2 separate regions of the Homo sapiens genome follow, and region 1 is linked to region 2. Evidence: read pairs that join two places in POLR2A ChIA-PET (ENCODE). Cell type or tissue: MCF 10A. All regions are shown on one strand. Links, peaks and the distances in the headings refer to the core of each region. The heading gives the core; the rest is flanking DNA. Region 1 overlaps STK4 (serine/threonine kinase 4). Region 2 has its middle 3.6 kb from the start of KCNS1.

Region 1 (2,820 bases), core at 19-2,518, 110 kb after region 2:
AGTAGAGCAAATTCAGTCTTTGCCTATCTTTTTCAGCCTGGCTGAAATGCCTATGCCATTTCTCTCTGTCAAATCTAGCGATTCTCAATAGGGAGTATCATCTCCTGGAGGAACTTGTGTAAACATGTTGGGAACATGTTATAGCTGCCACAATGTTTGGTGAGCACAAATGGCATGGGACATTAGCAATTTTGCAAAGTACAGAACTGTCCTGTACGACCATGAACTGTGGCAGATTCTGCACATTTTTCAAATGTCTCAGGGTGTGTATACACCTTAGTAGATAATACTAAAAAAATGTTTTCAAGAGATATGCAAAAAGGCCAGTGATTTGGGAGGTGATTTTAGAGAGGGGAGCTTAATGGAATAAAGAAATTATTTAGAAATCACTGAAAAATCTACTCATCTGACTTGTTCTTTCTATGGTAGCATTTCCAACTACACATTTAGGTAAAAAGGATTTTAGTGCAAAAATGCAGTTGCTGCAGACATACTAAAACTGATCATATATATGTAACAGATTTTGACCCAAATATTATTCAATCACCAAAGATACTTGAAACAAAGGGGTATTGCTGAATTTCATTAATAAAATTTGCTTTATAAGTTTTTAATATTAATACCATCATATGTTTTTATTGTTTGTATTTGTAGCACGTGATAAGAAATCTATGCTGTGAAAGTTACATATGGAAATTCTTTTTGGGGAATTGCCTGTTGTCTTCCAAACTTACTCCAATATTGTCCCCATTGTTTCTTGGCAATCCATTCTCTGTTCTCCATCACCCGTCAAAGGATACAAGTTCCAAGTAAGAACTCCAGAGATGGACAGTATACCTCAAAATGTGGTCAGAATGCAACACAGGAGATACATTTCCGTAACATTTTGTCACTACCCCATCCAGGTAGAAAAAGAATTTGGCAATCCACTTAGAAATAAGACCCAGCTCATTTGCAATAATATCATATTGCCTTGTTCTTTCCACTTAGAAAATCTGTAAGATCATATCCCACCTTCTGTAATAAGAGACAAATAAATCTGGCCTGTTATTATTTAACATCAGTTTCATGCTAGTGTCCACTCATTCTTTTTACTGTATTTCTTAAATGGCGTAGTTTCTGATTTTCTTTTCCTTTTCTTTGTTTTTTTTTTTTGAGATGGAGTCTTGCTCTGTTGCCCAGACTGGAGTGCAGTGGCACAATCTCAGCTCACTGTAACCTCTGCCTCCCGGGTTCAAGTGCTTCTCCTGCCTCAGCCTCCTGCTGGGATTACAGGCATGCGCCACCACGCCCAGCTCATTTTTGTATTGTTTTAGTAGAGATGGGGATTCACCATGTTGGCCAGGCTGGTCTCAAACTCCCGACCTCAAGTGATCCGCCTGCCTCAGCCTCCCAAAGTGCTGGGATTACAGGCATGAGCCACTGCACCTGGCTAGTTTCTGATTTTCTTACAGCTCTTAAATCTAAACTCATTCATGATGCCAGGCACAGGTATCTATTTCATTATGTCTGCAAACTGGGTCAGGCTGAAGTAACTGCACGTTGAAAGCCATATTATTTCATTATAAATTATCTTTATTTTTCTCCATCACATCATAGACAATATTGATTCTTTTTAAATTATGGGCATAAAAAGGTTTTATTATATGTGAGTTTCATTCCAGAAAAGTAATGAGAGTTTTTAAATATATACATTGGTTATAAAAAGGGGGCACTGGGTCTGAAATGACTGCAAACGGTTGGCCTAGCCCAATTATAATAGCTAATATTTATCACGTTCATACCATACTGTCTTCAATACATGTGAACATTGTTCAAAGTAACACACATTATATCATTTAATCATCACAACACATGAGGCAGGTACTGTATCCCCATTTCACAGATCACAAAACCAAAAGAACAGAGAGATTAAGTTACTTGCCCAAGATCACAAAGCTAGTAAATTGGGAGCCAGGATTCAAACCTGGGCAATCTGACCAGGATCCAAGCTCCTAACCACTAAGCATACTGCCTGCCACATGCCACCTGTCCTTCAAGGACCAGGCCTAGAAGCTACCTCCTCCAGGAAAACACTTTTTGCATCTCCAGTCCAAAGAGGCCTTCTCCCACCCTGAACTACAACAGTACCCACCACTGCTCTTAATTCTTTGTCAGACTCGGGTAGACTTGATGGTACCCCTGCTTTGGAATAAAAAAGGCTCAAGTTCTAATACTGACTGTGCTACTTACCAGCTGAGTGACCCGAAATGAGTAAACCTCCCTAAGTTTCCATTTTTTATCTATAAAACTGAAATAATACCCACCCTTCACAGGGTCTATGTGATGATTAAATGGCACATATGCAAAGTATGTGGCGGACAGCAGGTACTCACTAAATGTCAGTTCCCTTTCTCTAATCCCATACTGCCCTGTATTTTCTTACATTATTGTCTTGTTCAATGATTTAACATTCTTTTCTACTCAAATAGATTCAAACCTCCCTAGAGGTAGAGAATGTCTTAAACTTCTTTTACTTTGTTTTTCGAGATAGCGTCTCACTCTATTGCTCAGGCTGGAATGTAGCAGCACAATCATGCCTCACTGCGGCCTCAACCTCCTGGGATCAAGAGATTCTCCCACCTCCCACCTCAGCCTTCCAGGTAGCTGGAACTACAGGCATGCGCCACCACACCTGGCTAATTTTTTGCATTCTTTTTGTAGAGACATGGTTTCACCATGCTGGCTGGCCTCAAACTCCTGGGCTCAAGCAATATACCTGCCTCAGCCTCCCAAAGTGCTACGATTACAGGCGTGAGCCACTGCACCCAGCCTGCCTTA
Region 2 (2,820 bases), core at 45-2,544:
GCTGGTTCCTTTTGCAGACTCTAACCTTGCTTTCCTCCCTCACTTATTCAATAAATGTTTGCTGAGCACTTAATATAGGCTTTAGGCTGTGCTTCGCAGAACTCATGCACTAGTGGATGAGACAAAGCCCTAGCTAGAGAGTTGCATGACATATACCAGACTAGAGAGGTCTGGGAGGCTATGGGAGGCCAGGAGAGACCTAACTCAGCCTAGAAACCAGGCAAGTCTTCCTGAAGATGATATCTAGGTCAAGACCTTGAGTTTTAGCAGGAGCTAGCCAAGTAGAACACTTGTAATTATCCATTCTCCCCTTCTTCCTTACCAATAGCAGTGTCCCTGGTTAGAAATATTTGCCCCACCCCACCCCCAGGCTCTTGGAGTGCCAGTGACATTCCATATTTTGTCCTGGGTGGTAGTTACAATGGATACATACATTTATTTACAAAAAAATCATTCAGCTGTTGTGCACTTTACCATAGGAACAGTATATTTCAATTTTAAAGGTAAATTAAAATTTTAAAAATATGTTTCCTCTCCAGGCTCCCTTGCACCAAACAATGATCACGTGACCCAAGACTGGCCAATCAGAAGTAAGAAAAATCTACTAGGCGGGGCTACATGGCAAGCTATAGTTTTCCTAACTAAGGAGATAGACTTGGCCTTTTGTCTGTCATCCATTTACCCTGTGTCCTTCCTGGAACATGGCTGCTGCCACTAGAACAGCCATCTGGTGTCCTTGAGGATTGTCTTAGTTGGGTTCCCCCAGAATAAATCTTGAGATGAAGAATCATATGACAGTGATGCTTTGGAAATGTTTCCAGGAAAAATGGCTATAGGAGTACAGAAGTTCACCAGGAAGAGAAGAAGCCAGTGAGGATGTGAAATCCAGTGAAGTCCCACAGGGCAGTTCTAGAAACAAGAAATGTTTCTATAGATGGAGCACATACATTCTCAGGTACTTCAGGTTCTCCCTGTGCGGAGCCATAGCAGGCTCTGGCAGCCTCAGGAAAGCCCCAGATACCAGCTGTCAGGAGGAAAAACATACCAGGAGCCTGTGTGCACAAAAGCGGTAAAGGATCCCAGAGGAGCTGTGGGCACGAATGAGTCACATAAGAATGGTGGAGGAGGAAGTGACAAGGAGCCTGGGTCTTCAGGGCTATTCATGAGCAGCTGTACCTACCCTGGCCTGCCAAAAAAAAAAAAAGTAAACTCTTCTCTAGTGAAGTCACTGTAATTCCGTTTCTGTTCCCGCAGCTAAGTTAAATTCTAACTGATATGCAGGGTAAAGAAAGGGCAGGAGGAGTTGTTCATGGAGAGGGAACAGCATGTGCTGGTCCTCATCTCAATCCTGAAAGGTAGGTGTTGTTCCCATTTTACAGATGAGGAAGATAAAGATCCAAGAGAAGTGCTTGGCCCAAGGTCACACACCAGTTTAGTGGCAAAGGCAGGATTCGAACCCAGTGTATTCATTATCTATTGCTGTGTAACAAGGTTTCACAAATGCAGCAGCTTAAAGCAACACACATGTATTATCTCACAGTTTCTATGGGTCAAGAACACGGGCACAGTTTAACTGGGTCTTCTGCTTCAGTTTCTCTGCTTCACGAGACTGCACTCGAGGGGTCGGCCATGGTGGGAGTCTCATCTGAGCCTCAATTAGAGAAGGATCCACTTTCAAATTCACAGGGTTGTTGGCGGAATGTCAGTTCCTTGAGGACTAATGAAGTGAATACCGCAGCTCCTGGCTGGTTGTTGGCTGGAAGTCCTCCTCATTTTCTTACCTTTCCCGCCTGGCAACTTGTTTCATCAAAGCCAGCTGGAAGTCACAACCTTAAGTAACCTAATCAGAGAAGTGACATCCCATCACTTTTGCCATATTCTGTTCATTAGAAGCAGCTCAGTAAGGCCTGTCCACACACAAGGGGAGGGGATTGCACAAGGGCATGAACACCAGGAGGCCGACATCACTGGGAGACATCTTAGAAGATGCCCGTCACATCCAGGTCTACTTAATTCCAAAATTTTCTGTATTTTCTGCAAAATCAAGCTTACTCTGAAGGTAAAACCCCATGGATTCCAATGACTAAACCTGGTCAGGGACTGAGGGAGAATTTGGGGGACAGACCATCCATGGTACATGAAGGACAGGGATGCCCCGTCCTTCCCACCCATAAGGCCCACCTTCCCACTCTTGTGGCTCACAGATTCCACCAAAACTTCATTTACCTCTCACTGTGTAATCTGGGGATGAAACCAGATCCTGGTTTCATTCTCTTCTGCCTTTGGGAAATAGGTCTGTCTTTTCTCTCAATTTTGGAAACCGTCTCTGCAGCTCCAGGGAAAACTCCTGAGTCCTGAGGGGTAGCAAAGGCTGCAGACAAACTCTTAGGCCAGGAAACAGAAGACCTGCTTCTCGGCAAATCTGCCTCAGTTTCCCTGTTGGTCAAATGAGGGAATTGGGCAAGATGCTCACTAAGCAGCTTCCTGCTCTAACTTCTTCTTTCGAGGGAAAAACTAAAGTGGCACAGCCTAGGGCTGTGCTGTCTAATATGGCAGCCACGAGCCATGTGTGGCTACCGAGCACATAAAATGTGACTAGTCCAAACTGAGATATGCTATAGATAAATCTCAAAAAATCTCTCTCAAAAAATAAAAAATAAAATAAATTAGTACACTAGATTTATATATGGGAGGCAGAATTCAGATGACCCCTCCTCAATGATCCTCATCCCTGTATAATCTCCTCCTCTTTAAGTGTAGGTGGAACCCGTGAATGTATATTATATGGCAGAAGGGAGAGTGCCCTGGGTGGGCCTGGAC

Evidence for each region. ChIA-PET counts read pairs that join two places held together with the same protein. Peaks named below come from ENCODE experiments on the same cell type or tissue, not always from the same donor. Only the 100,000 strongest peaks of a DNase experiment are listed, where the experiment ranks them.
Region 1: POLR2A ChIA-PET joins it to region 2 with 5 read pairs; 4 of 35 experiments call an interaction of 5 or more read pairs at or near these places.

What each region holds. Positions count from the first base shown.
Region 1 is chr20:44,997,403-45,000,222 of GRCh38, reverse strand. The region is part of intron 7 of STK4 (serine/threonine kinase 4); the gene reads right to left. Among named protein-coding and RNA genes, the nearest start is that of STK4, 32 kb to the right of the region's middle. In MCF 10A, for the core only: no CTCF peak of the experiment used is centred there; no DNase peak of the experiment used is centred there.
Region 2 is chr20:45,103,280-45,106,099 of GRCh38, reverse strand. No RefSeq gene overlaps it. Among named protein-coding and RNA genes, the nearest start is that of KCNS1, 3.6 kb to the right of the region's middle. In MCF 10A, for the core only: no CTCF peak of the experiment used is centred there; a DNase peak (open chromatin) is centred at 1,099.